3 separate regions of the Mus musculus genome follow, and all the other regions are linked to region 3. The links are chromatin loops, found by intact Hi-C in ENCODE. Cell type or tissue: left cerebral cortex. All regions are shown on one strand.

Region 1 (5,000 bases), 360 kb after region 3:
CTCCAGACAGTGTCAGAATACTTTCAGCAGACCATTAGCACGGCTTCTTCTACTTCAAACATCGCGTGGCACACCCTTACATTATTAAAAAAAAATACAACGTGTGAGATAAATAATCCGTTCACAAAGCTATCTTAAGTGGTCTGCAGGAGTTCTGACGCCCCTGTACTTACTAACAGAAAGTAACTCATTGTAGATTACTCGCGCTTAAAAATGTTAAATACAGTTAATGCAATATTAATCGCCCTTTGGTGATATAAAATGCAATATTTTCAGGCAGCTATTGAGCTTTTCCAGAGGAAGGGCTGATGAGAAGAGTCGCAGCTGAATAGTGAGAGAAAAAGCCTGGTATTTATTGCTTTTGTTTGGCTTTTGGCTACAGAGACAGGAACCTTCTAATGGGGTAAGGACATTTATTTTATCTGCAATCTATTGCTGAGAGAGCAGGGGCGGCAGATGGGGCTGGTGCGATATTCACAGTGTAATTTAGAGCAAATCCTAATAACTAATAATGATTTATGTTAATTTTGATCATCTCTGCGACTTTATCAAATCGTTGCGATGAAAGAAAGAAAAAGAAAGAGAAGCTAAATGTGCAGAGGGCTCTGAGGCTCACGGGTTTGGGAGCTCGCGTCCTGGGCTCTGCAGAATCTTAAAATGCATTCTGTTTTAGCAATGGAAATGTAGGAATTTGAAAAGGCAGGTAGGTAGGGTGCCTTTGACGAGGTACAGAGATGTTTGGATCAGGCTTATCTTTCTTGTCAAATCTACTTAAAATGTGTAGCCTTTCAGCGGCAAGCGCTTTTTATCTGTTTTCACTAAAACCGAATACGTTTTGGTTGTTTTGTTTGCCTACATTTAAACTAAACTTAAAAAAAAAATCCTCATGTTGGGTGCAGAGGGGCGGGGGCGGGAGCTATCTTGGGACTGGGAAAGCAGGGAACAAATGTAAGTTAATAGAGTCTTCCGAATGGGTAATCTTAATGTCTAGGTTCCAAGTGAGTTTAAGCTCGGCCAGCAATCTCTTGGCGCACACTGCCACTCCTCTTGAAGAAGTTCTTTTACTGGTTCCTTGAGTCCACTGCCAACTAACTCCTAATCTTTACCTTCCATCTGACACATGTTTGCCAGCATCAACTTAGGGAAACCAATTTCGGCCTTTACCACCCATCTCTACCTCCTTCCAAGAAATTCCCAGGCTTTTAAACTTAAACCGGTCTCTTCTCTCTTGACTTCCTTTGGTAAAGTGGCACACGAATAGAACTCCCAGGGGCTTCCAATTGAAACCCGGTTTTGCACTGAAATCCGGACTATTTTCGGCTAGAGTCCCAGCAGTTTTGAAAGGAAGGGCGCAGCCTCGCTCCTGGCAGTTTACTTCTCACTTACCTTTTGTGGGTTTTAACGCCTCGGGGCTATAGTTTGAAAGTAAAACAGCTTCAAAGCATCGCCTTATTAGCTCTGTATTTGAGGAATCCAGAGATGAAAACTACCTAAAAGGTTTAATAGGGCGGAACAGTATTTATTTGCCAAGCAAACAGCCAGAATATAGTTCAAAAGGGGCGCAGTGGCTTCTCAGCGGGAGGCTGGAAGGGCGAGAACGTGGGCAAAGCGAATTTCAAGCTTCAGTTCTGAGGTTAAAGTGAATCAAGTAAGCTCGGAATGAGATGGATCTTTTGATTTTTTTTTTTAACATTATCTCTCGCGCCCAACATTTATATATTCGGACATATACTCACAGGGTTTCTTCTGCCTTCCGAGTTGTTGTCAAGACTTTTGGTTTGTTAGTAAACTTTGATATTTTGCTTAGGAAGATGGGCCAACATCTCTCTAAGGATTTTATTTACTAATATATTTAAAATACAAACACACTCTTTAAAGTTAAATTTTCATTATTTTTCTTCCCGATTTTCTTTTTAAATGCTACAGATGTAAACTGCATTTGATTTCTTCTACTAGGAAAAAAAAAATCAAGCCACAAGATTCAGAATAAAATCTCCCTTTAAATTATGCTGTTTGGGTTTTGCTTTTGAAGAATATCTGTCAGTAACTGCACTGGTACTTTACTGCCAGGTTCTGGATATAAAGAAGACTTTAAGCAAAATAAATCTTTAAACAAAATAAATCCATGCAGCTGACATTAGCTGTTTGCTGATGTGATGCGGAGGAGCAGTGGCTGTCTGTGAGCTTGAAGCAGAGCCTCCACGTGCAGATCCATATACAAACAGATGTAAGCACAGTGGTTTGGTTTTTTTCTCCCCCTGATTGTTGCTGAATGTAACTGAATCTTATTTCTAAATTTCATTCAATTCCGTCTCAGTGTTTCAGCACCAGAAGCCAGTCCCCTAAAGTGGAAGAGTGGTACATTATTGAAACTCTCTATCAAACAGCTCTGGGTGCAGCCTTTCTGCAAATGCTGGCTCTCAATGAGGTCTGGCTGTCTGAGTGCACATAAGCCCCTAATATGTTAATGGCCGTAGGGGATGCCTAAGGTACTATCTCAAGCTGCTTCGCACACCATATGTCAGGCCGTTAGCCGCATGGATCTATTAATCAAAAGGAGCTGGAGAAGGAGGGGAAGGTCTTGGATCCAGGGAGGAATGAGAGATCTGGGGGAGGGGGAGAGGGAGAGAGAAACCATTTAAAATCCCTTCCAGTTACTTTTGTTTATAAAAAGGAATAAACTGTATATTTAAAAAAGCAACAGTTTTCCTTTGTTTTAGTGGAAGACTGTTCACAAATATCTACCAAAGAATTAGCTGGTGTCTGTGTGTACTGCTTAGAGGGAAGTTTTACCTCAAGGGTCCTGTCTAGGGTTTCTTCATTTGACAACTTTTATAAGCAAGACTCACTTGACCCCCAAAAAGTTTCTGTGATATGTGCTGCTTTATAGATAAATGTTATTAAGGACAGAGGAAGGACCAGGGGAAATGTTTTTTTATAAGACACAAACAAGGCATAGAGAGAGATCTCAGGGGATTTATAATGAATATGTAATACGTTAATATATATCTACATGGGCAATAGGGTTTTCTCCACTTCTAGTTGCTCAGACAGGAAGTGTAAACACATTTACATTTTTGCCCCTTCCTTTAAGCTGAGCTTATGATAAATTAAATTGCAGAATATCCAGGTGGTAAAAACATTAAACGACAATATTTTTTTTTAAAAAAAACAAAACAAAACTCACCTCTCTTGTTTCTGCTTTGAAATATCTCTGATCTTCCAATGTTTGAAGTAAGTTTCAACTAGATATTTTGTTTAGAAAGTTTGTGCAACCTTAAAAGTAACTCTGTATCAACACATGGAGACTCTATAGATGCTATTCATGATAAGCTCAAGAAAAAAATAATTAAAATTTTATTAAGAGATGAATATATTTGTCATATGCACACATTTCGTAAGTAAATCCAGGGAGTACATTCATTTTTAAAAGGCTAGAAACTGTACCAGAAACAGAGCAATGGAAGAAAAAAAAATAATCAAGATAAATTTAAAACTTACTTATCTGCATGTGCAGTCTTACTTGAGACTACAGTCTACAGTAAAATCACCAAAAGTCAATTTGTTATGTGTTGTTTTAATTTACAATGATGATAAATAACGTGAAAAGTTTCCAAATTTCTATCGTAAAAGCTACAATAAGTGATATAATAGGGAATACATACTGCTGAATATGTCTTCTTTTAAATACTGTCATGATTAATAAGCTTATATTGTAGAAGTTAATTTGTAATATATGGAATGACTAAAAGTTTATTGATCTTATATTTCCATTGTGTGTGAGTAAATACTTGATTGCTTACATATGTTTGAGAGTGCATCTATCACTTAGATCATAAGACCTCATCGTTAGCATACACCCACAACATTTTACTATGTTGGGCATGTAAGGAAGAAAGTAACTGAATGTCCTTAAGAAAGATTTAAAAATACACTAAAGGCGAGGGTGAAATAGTGCTTAATTATATAAAACAAAAATTATCTAAGTGCTATTACAGTATGTACAAAATACAGGTAATTTGTACTATATATTAGTCTGGAGGTATTAAGTTTTATAGTTCTCACAAAGGCATTTTCCTATCTTAGGTGCAGGATAAGGTTAACATTTGTTATCTGCTTTTAATAAGGAGTCCACTACGTTAGACTGTTTGGTTTGGCTGGGAAATCATATGTGAAGCTTAGTTATGAAAAAAAGGGGGGGTGTTGGTGCATTTAAAAGTGGAGAATACTAGTGTACAGAACTGGTCCATCTATAAATATGAAGAACTCTAAAGCACACTTCCATCCAGGAGGGGCTGCATACGTGAAGATGGATAATCCTGAATTAGCAGCTTGGTAGGGAGAAATACTTTTTATCTTTAAATTTTGGTGTAAGCCACTAGCCTTTATTTCTTTCCCTGTAGTTAAAAGCTAGCCCATATATCTGTCTCTTTTGGTTTCCAAAGACTCGTAACTTAATTCCTTCAGGCTATTCATCAGCACAGTAATTAAACTAGCAAATGGATGTAAATAAAGTGAAATTGGTTTCATGACAGATGAGGCAAAGAGGCCTCTGACATGAAACAAGGCAGGACAATAATGATTTCAGCAGCATCAGGCCGTGGAACGAACCCCAGCTGGATTTATTAGGGGCTGCAGTGATTTGCTGGAAGCGGGCAAGACATGAGCACTTTTTAATTTGACAGGAATTTTGCATCCTAAAGAGCATATTGAAATATAAATCTGGAGATGAGTTTAGGCAACTGTAAACAGAAGTATATTTTGAAAAAAGATGATAGCATATTCTCCTTACTAATAGAAAGGTTTTATTTGTTACAAGTTATCATCTACTCCTGGGAGCAACAAGGGGGCAAAAACTAACACCAATCACTCCTTTGTAGTGAGTTCTATTGTTAGTACAGGGTTAAATTTAAAATTTCTAGGTGTACTTTCCAAGCCTTGCAAAGTTCATTTTAAAAATTCAGGACAATGAAAACATATGTGTAGTTAAGGGCTGCAGG
Region 2 (5,000 bases), 350 kb after region 3:
CCGGGCGGCGGGCTCTTGGGCGGCTCGGCGCATCCGCACCCGCACATGCACGGCCTGGGCCACCTGTCGCACCCCGCGGCGGCGGCGGCCATGAACATGCCGTCCGGGCTGCCGCATCCCGGGCTCGTGGCCGCGGCGGCGCACCACGGCGCGGCGGCGGCAGCGGCGGCGGCGGCGGCGGGGCAGGTGGCGGCGGCGTCGGCCGCGGCGGCGGTGGTGGGCGCGGCGGGCCTGGCGTCCATCTGCGACTCGGACACGGACCCGCGCGAGCTCGAGGCGTTCGCCGAGCGCTTCAAGCAGCGGCGCATCAAGCTGGGCGTGACGCAGGCCGACGTGGGCTCGGCGCTGGCCAACCTCAAGATCCCGGGCGTGGGCTCGCTCAGCCAGAGCACCATCTGCAGGTTCGAGTCGCTCACGCTCTCGCACAACAACATGATCGCGCTCAAGCCCATCCTGCAGGCGTGGCTGGAGGAGGCCGAGGGCGCGCAGCGTGAGAAAATGAACAAGCCGGAGCTCTTCAACGGCGGCGAGAAGAAGCGCAAGCGGACTTCCATCGCCGCGCCCGAGAAGCGCTCCCTCGAGGCCTATTTTGCCGTACAACCCCGGCCCTCGTCTGAGAAGATCGCCGCCATCGCCGAGAAACTGGACCTCAAAAAGAACGTGGTGCGGGTGTGGTTTTGCAACCAGAGACAGAAGCAGAAGCGGATGAAATTCTCTGCCACTTACTGAGGAGGGTGTGAGACGCCGGGTGGGGCACACTGGGGAGCTGAGGGGTGCGTTTCTGGGGCTCCCTCTGGCCCACTTCCCCTCATTTAGACTGTCCGTTATCCTGCCTGCATTTGGGGAGTTCCTTTTCTTGCCCTTCCCTCAGCTCCACTCTGCACCCGGCCCTAGCTGTCCCCCAGCCTAGAGAACAGGGGTGTGGGTGTGGAGAAAGTTTGGGATGGCAGGAGAGAATGGGGGACGTTTAGGTGAGCAGGGCCTGGGGGGTGGGGGAGAAACGCAAAGACTGGAGCTGGGGGGGTTTCGAGAAGCAGGATGGTTCTGGGGAGCAGGGTGGGAGGGAAAGATGGGTGAAGAACTGGGGATCTTGACCAGAGACACTTACAAAATCATCTGGGGACCAAGGAACTATGTACAAAGATAAAACTACCAACCATCACCAAAAACAAAACATAAAACACTAGACAAATAAGGGGGGGGGCAAAGATGCTTTAGGAACTTAACTCCTGGGAGCAGTATTCTGCAGCCTCGTTTACCCCCAAGGAAGAGAAAGCAGCAGTACCATTACTACCACCGCCCCAACTTCCCAAGCACAAGTGAGTCACATAGGAAATCTATCAGCCTGCACCTTGAGCTTCCGGGCAGAAAGCTAGTCCTGTGTTTAACTTTCCCTTCTAAAGTCTCACACCTGCACCCTCTTTGGTTTATTTCCTCTCTTCCAAAGAGACTCCAGGCTTGGCTTCCACTCAGCATCTGGAGCTTAGCTTACATGCGCTTGGGGAGGCTGCCTGGTCATTCACACCGAATCTTCATTTCCCAGGAGCCAATGGCCTCAGTCTTGTGGTCTTGGTCAGGTCTTGAGGCAATGAGAACTCAAAAGACAGAAATTAGGTTCTCCGAAAAAAAAAAAGAATTTATTCTGGGATAATTAAATGACCATACCTACAGTAGGGTTTTACTTTTATAATTTTCTTCATGGATCCATGAACAAATTATCTGACAGTGTCCCCCCCCCCCCATCCTACTTCTAGAACTTTAGAGTGCCCTCTGTTTTTTTTTTTTTTTTTTTTTTTAGTTCGGATTCAAACTCTGCCATCGCACTTATTAAGAGAGGGTGGGAGATCTTAGGGAAGAAACTTGCTTCCGTTTCCACTTCTCTCCACTGAATACAGCCCATCTCGCTCTTCTAGGTCCCTGTCTCCCTCCTTTGGAGAACCGTGAAGTTGTTGAAAAGCTGAGAAGTTTCTGCTCTCATTTGGGGGCAGGAGTCCCATGTAAGAAAAATCACCTAAAATCCCAGAAGAAAGGAAGAGATTTAAAGATTTAAAGCCCCTCCCACCTTGTTCGTTTCAAATAGGTCTGCACTTACCTGGGGGAAGGGGAACAGTGTTTCCCTGTTGTTGTTGTTGTTCTTGTTGTTGTTATTCAAGGATCATTTATTACCGGGGATAAATGTTGAGTCACAAAAACTTCAATTTGCACTATGAGTTTCCAAAATAGAAAATCATGTGTGATATTTCATACTAATAATCCAAGCTGCTGACGGATTTTAAGGAAAAATTTTTTGAGAAAGACAGTTTGAGAAAGAAAGAGAGAGAGAGAGAAATGTGGTTTAGTGAAATGCCTGCTTTGTTGTGTAGAAGATCCCCTTTGGATCTCATGTGGAGATGGTCTGTTACTATCATTTAACCATAACTAAAGATGAAAACGGAAGAGATAAGGGGGGAAGCACTGTTTAACAAGACTGAAATCATGCATGGCTCGAAAGGTGCAGAAAGAAATGTGATTAGGTCTCACTCTGGGTAGGCGTTGTTATTTATTTAATTATGTTGTATGTCATTGTTTGCAGCACAAAACATTCTATGCATTTGAAACTGAGCACTAAACTGGGCTAGCTTTCTGGTAGACCATTTTTTTGTGGATAGTGTGATTTCACAGTCTACTGCCTGTTTCCACTGAAAACACATTATTGTAAATATTTTCTTTCATGCACAGGCCCACACACAGTGGTTACAAACTGCCAGTGTTAATCCTGAAATGTCTCACTGACTGATCCTCCTGTCCATGTTGTGTCTGCAGAGCTCTCTCCTTGGTTATGTCTTCGCTCTATTGCCCCCACCCCCACCCCACCCCATCAGAACCATTTCTGTGCGCCAACATACAACAGGGAGATGTGTCCCAGTCCACTTCCAAATAAAACATGACTGAAAGAAGAGCAGTTTTATGATCTGGGTGCATTTTTGTGTTTATATTGAGCCAAGTCCTGGTAGGGCCGGTCAACAAATGAGAGAAAACAACAAAACAAAACAAATAACCCACACCAAACAGAAAGCCTCAACCAAACTTTAAAATCACGCAAGAGGGGGAGGCAGGGGAGGCAGTGGGAGTGAAAGGATGAGTTTTAGGGTTTTGTTTTGGTGTTTGTTTGTTTGTTTGTTTGTTTTTCCTGAATGAGAATTCAGTTTCAGATAGGTCATGGGAACTGGTGCTCTGAGGAAGGTAACTTACTCGTCCATTTTATCAAAGTTTTAATTTTATCTGCAGAAGCTTTTAAGCCACTTCGTTGGTTTCAGAGTGGTGATGGTAAGCTGTAAACAACCAGGCACCTGCAAAGTATTTAAGTTGAAGGTCAGGGATTCAGGCATCGAGAGGTTTGAATGTGCTGTTCTACTCGAAAAACACATCTAAAAAAAAAAAAAAAAAACAAAAAACAAAAAACAAAAAACGTTGTAACTAAAGGACTTTTCGTTGGCAGTTAATGAATTAGAAAAGTATCCTATGATCTGCCCCAACAACTTGTCAAATGCTTCACTTCATTTAGAACATTCTGCATACCACCTATTGCTTCACATTGACAAGAGGTGTTCTATTTCTTTCTCTTTTTTCTTTTTCTTTTGGTGACCTGGAACTAGATCAAATGCCAAATGTACAAACTTTCTTAATAGTTGGGACTATATCCTCTGAAGTCATCCTATTTTAGCTAAATCTTTTTAACTTCACCGGCATATCTGTGAAAGAAAAGTGTTCAGAAAAGAATAGTACATTTTAAAAAGGTGTGATTTTAAAACAGTTGTTAATATTTTAAAAAGCACTAGAGGTATTTTTAAAAATAGATCTCTTCCATCAAAATTGATTTGTTTCTGTTATTGACTTGAGATATCATCAGAGTTTCTAATAAAATACATTTGTAAAAGAACACATTATTTTATAGAAAAGTATGACCAGATTTCATTGTTGGAGATCCAGGGATGAACAAATAAAAAGATTTACAAAGGTTGTTTTTCTAATAATCTGCTCAAACAGAAATGTTGCAGGCAAATACATTTGTATTATATAATAATGGATAATGTATGTATTAAGAATTTAAGCATTTGTTTTGTACTAAGTAAATCCTTGCCCAGTACAAAAAAAAAAAGACTATTATGTTAATAAAACATCATGAAAACGCATCGCTTTGCAGGGTTTCCTATTTTATGTAGTAGGAAACTGTGCAAAATTAAAAAAAAAAAAAAGTTTTGCTTTCTAGTGAGTGGATGTGTTCAGGCCAGGAAGGACTGAGCGAGCTCCTGTTAGACTCCTTTAGCTGTCAACTCACAGAAAATGTTAAAAGGAGACTCCTCAAGAGAAGGCAATGATTTGCTGATCTGTGGTAGTTAGGCTTTTTCAAGTTCTCTGGTTCAGAAAGTCGGGAAAATTTCCTCCCACAGCTGCTAATTTGTGGAAATAAAATGTGTGAGTCTGAACTCCTCTAAAGAACAGAAGTTTCAGAAGGTAGGGGAACTGGGCTCTGATTCTGTGATAGACTCTTTAGACACACAAGAGCAGAATAAGAAAGGGAAAACGAAAAATATGCGTTGAGTGCACTCACCACAGAAATGCTACCTTCCTCTCAAAACTGCTTTCTGAACTCTATGGGATTCTGCTTTTTCTGTAGGTCTAAGAAAGGATGTCACCAGCATCCATCAGCTAGCTTCGGGATAGACTTTTGTCTAATTCGTGTTTTTAAATTATTCTCAACTTCAGTTATAAGCTGTATAATAAACAGTAGGCACCCACTGCAGTGATTGTATCGGTTTTTACTTTCTTGTGACACTAAGATTGCTTGGGTCTGGTTCTTACATTTAGCCTCTCAGAACGAGGACCCAGATCAACACTGTTGGTAAGTTCCTGCCCCAAGATTCATCTTTGTTTTCTGGGCTTTTGGACTTGAATGTTACCTGGGCTGATACCCACATTCTATCTTTCAAGTGGGTGGGCTTTCCTTATTTGGTGCTTTG
Region 3 (5,000 bases):
TCTTCCATCACTGGTTGCTTGACTTTTCCTTTGAAAAATCTTAGACTTGAAGAAAGATTGCAAGACACAGCTGAAGAATTCTCTCAAACATAATTCCCCTCACGCCTGCTTTTTCTTGGGCTCTTTTTATTTTAGTTAATTAGAAAGATGTTGCCCATCTATTTCCTAATACTTTAGTTGGTATTTTATAAAAATGGTAATTTTACGCATTCATCACATAGTTATCAAGAACAGGAGGCTAAGATTGGGACAGATTTTACCAATTAACTGGATTTCTTAAGGAAGAAATCCCCTGGTCCTGAGCTGAGCTTGACCATCAGGTCTCTTTGGTCCTTTAAAACCTGGGACAGGTTTTAGGTTTTTGTTTGCATTTTGTGATACTGACTTTGCAGTTTTCAGCATAAGCAAAATTTTGTGGAATATACCTCATTCTGGGTTATCCTAACTTTTCTTCACAAGCTTTCACATGACCCACGGGTTAGAAAACCCTACTGATCTCCAGAAGCACACAAGAGATGAGAAGAATACCCCATGCTGGAGCTTTGGGGATGGCTAAGGGGAGAGTTACCAAGTTTCTTCAAGTCCACCTTCCTGTGTTGCAGATGTGCAAACCGTTGTCTCTTTCTTGTAGGGCTGGCAAGGACTTATCCCTAAGCCAGTTTTTATGATGGTTAACAAATGATTTTTATCATTTATCACTTTCTAACTTTAGGAAATTATTTTCCTGTCCCTGTTTGTTGATAGATTTGCATCATCTTGATCTCGTGGAGGTTTGCTGAAGACTAAGGAAGACTGTTCCTTGTCATCGGTAATCCTGATTCTCTAGTGGAGAATCCTTTCCTAGGCGTCTGCGTTGCAGTTGGTTTTGACCTGGTTTTTAAGTGGTTCTAATTTACCCCATGTGTTCACATCTCAGTCCATTTGGGTCTTGCTCATTTGTCAGGTAGAAAGCGCTCCTGTCTGTCCCTCAGAGAAGAACCTCACCAGATGAGTAATTAAAATTCGGGGTACTGTTTTCACATTTTGTTTGTTTGTTTGTTTAGTGTGTGAGTGTGTGGAAGTCTGAGGAGACCTTGAAAGAGTCAGCCATCTCCTCCCACCATCTGAGTTCCAGACACCTTCACACACAGAGCCATCTTGGTGGCTCTTGGGTACTCTTGAAACTTCCCTTTGAAATCATTATTCTTCATAATCAAATTTTATATAGAGCAAACCTCAACGCCAATGAAAGCCGACGACTTTGCAGAGAAAGACTTTGTATTTCTAATTTAGCCTGTATCTTTCTTTCCCCCTAACCACTCCCCTATTCCTTAAGTCATAGATTCAGAAGCCAATTTAATATTAGAGAAATGAATTTTGGCCAACAGGGTCAAAGTGAAATAGAATGTTAAGGAAAAGCTCTTGATGGCTACAGCAAAACCGCAGTGCTGTGTGGGCATTGGTGTCTACATTCAGTTTTGTTTTAGGGCTGGACATGCGTAGGTACAGGGTAGTGCTGGCACACAGACATGGGCAGCAGACAGGTTACCAGGCTGTGTGCCCCAGAAATCTTAAACAATCTCTGCTGAGAAAGTTGAAGAACACTGAAGTAAGTTTACTGACTCCATCAACGCACTTGCGTCTTCATACATATTCATGCGTATAAGATTTCAGGGCTTCTGATACATTTTTGATTAAGATATACACATCCCAAAGCTACACACATGGGAACAGGCCTTTCCTCTGTGATTATCTTTTCAAATGCAAACTATGAAAGAAGTATTATGGAATTGCAGGTCATAGGATCTCCAAAACTTCCATAGCTGGGGTGTCCAGCTTGGTATCAAAACTATTCCATTTTCGCCTTTCATTTATAGCCAGGACGTTGAAGGCCACAGCGACATCATCGATCTAACTCTAACTATGGAGGAATGTAAGCAGAATATAATTCCCAGAGTCATCATTTGGCCACAGTAATGTGGTAACAGTTGTTCAGAAATTAGCCTGTGTGTTTTTTATTGTGTAGCTTTGGAGAGGCATGGCACAGCCCCCATCTGCCTCCCCTGACTGGCAGAGGCCTGACTCCTCTTGTTGAAGCAGGATTTCGCAGGCTCTAAGAAGTTCAGAGAATAACAACTAGGGAAAAGACAGACAACCAAACCCTCTTGCTCTTAAATTCGCAGCCCTGTCTGGCTGTTTATGGTCTGTCGTGAACCATTACAGAAGAGCGAGCTCAAAAGCAAACTTGGATTTTCAAGAACAATAGCCACTGGAGTACATTTAGGGATTGTGTTCTCATCGCACTGCATTCCCCAGGGAGAAGAAACTGCACAAGTCGCGTGTTTGTTGTTTTCCTTCAATATAAGTTTTACATAAAGCAGAAATGCTAGTCTGTAAACATGAGCACTTGTCATACACATTATGACCAGAAGGTGGCGCGGTCTTAACATTGACCAAGGACTGTCAGCGGCAATGTTGAATCTAAGCAGATTTATTTATAAAGATAACTGCTTCTTGGACTCTGTATGTTTATTTATGTTTTTGTGACTGTTCACAACTCATACAATATCTTTTCCATGTCTGGAAATAGGAAACTGCTTATTTTTATTATTTGCTCTCTTTGTTCTTTTAAACACTCGCACATGTGTGCAAACAACAACCACACACACACACACACACACACACACACACACACACTTGATTTGCTAGTTTTTTGAGACAAGATCTCACGCTGCAGCCTAGATGGCTAGGTAACTCATTTTGTAGACCAAACTGGCCTCCGACTCGTGGCAATGACCCTGTAGTGTCCTGAATGGTCGAATCACAGGCATGAGCCTTTATATCTAGACAAAATGAAATCTAACTATTTAAAAATCGTTTTTGTGATATTTTAAAAACTTTTTGTGGTGTTATGGATATGCCTGTGCATACTAGGCAAGTCCTCTAGTGTATAGCTCTTTTCTTCATCCTTATTTTGCTTTATGCCTTAGAAAGATTTGAGTAAAACCCTAATTATTTCCCCGCAAGAAGCAGTTGGTTAACAAAGCCTACAAACAAGCCTACAAAACTTGAGTTTTGCATATGTGTGATATGTGACTATCATATGAAAAAGAAACTACCTTTATATCCATTCACCAGGAAAGTTTAGTTGTTTTTTTTTCAATTAACAAAATATACATGTGTATTATTTTTAAAGAATGGCCAACATTTCAAATATGGCAAATACTTGATTTACATAACATTTCTCTATACCAAAATGAAATCTAAGAGTGGTTTTGTTTTGTTTTGTTTTTTTCACTCAAAGAAAGGAAAGATTATCCTTGGGTTTTGTGAAAATGAGTTTAAGAGACACCAGAAGCTTTGTCAGTGATGCTGAACAATGATCAGTGTTTGGTCACAACCAGCGCACGTTAGCAAACGTCGCCATCTCTTTTGAAACTGAGAAGGGAGGTTTCTAGAATTAGGCAGCTTCTAACTAGGAGTAAGATCAACTTGTGTGTTGTGCCGTTTTGAATGTGTCTCTTCCTTATTCAGGAGGGAGACTGAACACACAGCTCCTTGTTTTCCGATGCCCCTCGGTGTAGTTCTGTTTCCCAGTGATTCGCTGTTTCCACGCTTGTTTGTTCTCAACAAAAAGGGTTTCGTTATAAGCTGTTCCTGGCACTCAGACTTGGGGCATAAGTTCTGTCTGCCTATCCGTCCGAAAGCCTACCCGAGCCTGGGTTTACTCCCAGCTTTCTCGAAATGTGTCCGGTAGAACATTTGTTGGGAAGGACAACCTCTCTGACTGGGCTCCTTTGTCCCTTATTCAGATCACAAAGGTCCTCAAGATATTTGAACCGAATGGTCACTCACTCAATATGGAGCCCAATGAGGAAGGCTGAAGGAAGTCCGGGGCCTTTCATCACGGCAGACTCCAGAAGTAACGACTCAGTCCTCCTAGTGTCTCCTTCCCCTGACTTAAATTTCCATCAAACAAGCAGCACACGAGAAAAGACATCACCAAATAAAGTACATTCTAGATATTTGTTTTTCCAAGGTTTGTAAAAACCAAGACCTTCAAGAAGCCTAGTGGCTGAAAGCTAAAGATAGAGGATTCCTTTTTCATTTAAAAAAAAAAGCATTTTAAGTTTATTATTTAAAATAAATAGAACGGTTTTCTCCAGGGATCCCATAAGTTTTGTCTTGCACGTCCTAACCTGACTGTTTGTGCTTTAGGACTGATAACAATCACACTCTCTTCTCCTTTTCTCTGTGTCTGTCTCCACTCCTGCTGTAAAAAAGAGAAACGAGAGCTTCACCTCACACTGGCCCTAAGACAGTTTGACTCTTCCCTCAGGGTCCTGAAATATCCTAGCATATGCCTACTCTGGCATAGATCAGAGGACAGCGGGCTCTGGGGACACCATATGGCCACAAGCCTGCATGTTACCCAGGGGCATACTGGGGCTTCAGGTACCCCAGCCAGCCTTCGATGTGATGTGGTTCTCAAAGCTTAGAGTTGGACCCAAAGAAACCCTCTGAGGATGAAAGTCCAGTTTATACATGGCTGAAAAGAGTTTCTCCATCCTGAGAATATTTCAAAAATTTACATTATTTCGTCATGAATTAGAGCCCCTGGTGCCTTCCAATGAGGGATAAAGGCTGCTGGCTTCTGTAAGGGCAAAGTCGAGGTAATTCTCCTTTCCTCCACATTATAGCTTTGGCTGCTTTAGGACCCAGGAAGTTTTCTTCCTCTCCAACTGGTTCCCATAGAGAAAGAATAAAGTCTTTGAATTATGGATTCCCTTCTTGGCGTACAATTGGTGTCCAACTATTTTGAAGAAGACCTTTTAAATTTCTCCGAAGTTAACATGAGTGATGGAACTTCATACAGTTTCATAGTGTTTAGTGAGACTTAAATATGTTATACTTTGATGATGAATTAGGCTCTGAGCAACCCGGGGCATAACAACAAATAAAACAGAGTGTCTGCCAGAAGTTCTGTGGCTGGTGTAGGGAAAGGAAGATTCAGAAGAGGG

What was found. A loop is a pair of places that touch in the nucleus more often than their neighbours do. Peaks named below come from ENCODE experiments on the same cell type or tissue, not always from the same donor. Only the 100,000 strongest peaks of a DNase experiment are listed, where the experiment ranks them.
Region 1: a loop joins it to region 3, with 5 times the contacts of the local background. A loop is called at or near these places in 7 of 42 quality-filtered maps.
Region 2: it touches region 3 in a loop (3-fold over the local background); 8 of 42 quality-filtered maps call a loop at or near these places.

Annotation. Positions count from the first base shown.
Region 1 is chr14:104,454,622-104,459,621 of GRCm38, reverse strand. It overlaps D130079A08Rik (RIKEN cDNA D130079A08 gene), which reads left to right and starts at 286. Exons shown (of 5, transcript NR_168067.1): 1 at 286-403. It overlaps Gm35362 (a long non-coding RNA gene), which reads right to left. Exons shown (of 2, transcript XR_383718.3): 2 at 3,345-5,000. In left cerebral cortex, no CTCF peak of the experiment used is centred here; DNase peaks (open chromatin) are centred at 552, 1,135, 1,382 and 2,323.
Region 2 is chr14:104,461,458-104,466,457 of GRCm38, reverse strand. Pou4f1 (POU domain, class 4, transcription factor 1) reads left to right here. Exons shown (of 3, transcript NM_011143.4): 2 at 1-773; 3 at 1,914-4,138. The coding sequence ends at 729. Among named protein-coding and RNA genes, the nearest start is that of Pou4f1, 4.0 kb to the left of the region's middle. In left cerebral cortex, no CTCF peak of the experiment used is centred here; DNase peaks (open chromatin) are centred at 2,469, 2,568, 4,484, 4,806 and 3 more places.
Region 3 is chr14:104,811,589-104,816,588 of GRCm38, reverse strand. The region is part of intron 2 of D130009I18Rik (RIKEN cDNA D130009I18 gene); the gene reads right to left. Among named protein-coding and RNA genes, the nearest start is that of Gm24280, 160 kb to the left of the region's middle. In left cerebral cortex, a CTCF peak has its summit at 2,399 (motif pointing right); a DNase peak (open chromatin) is centred at 2,401.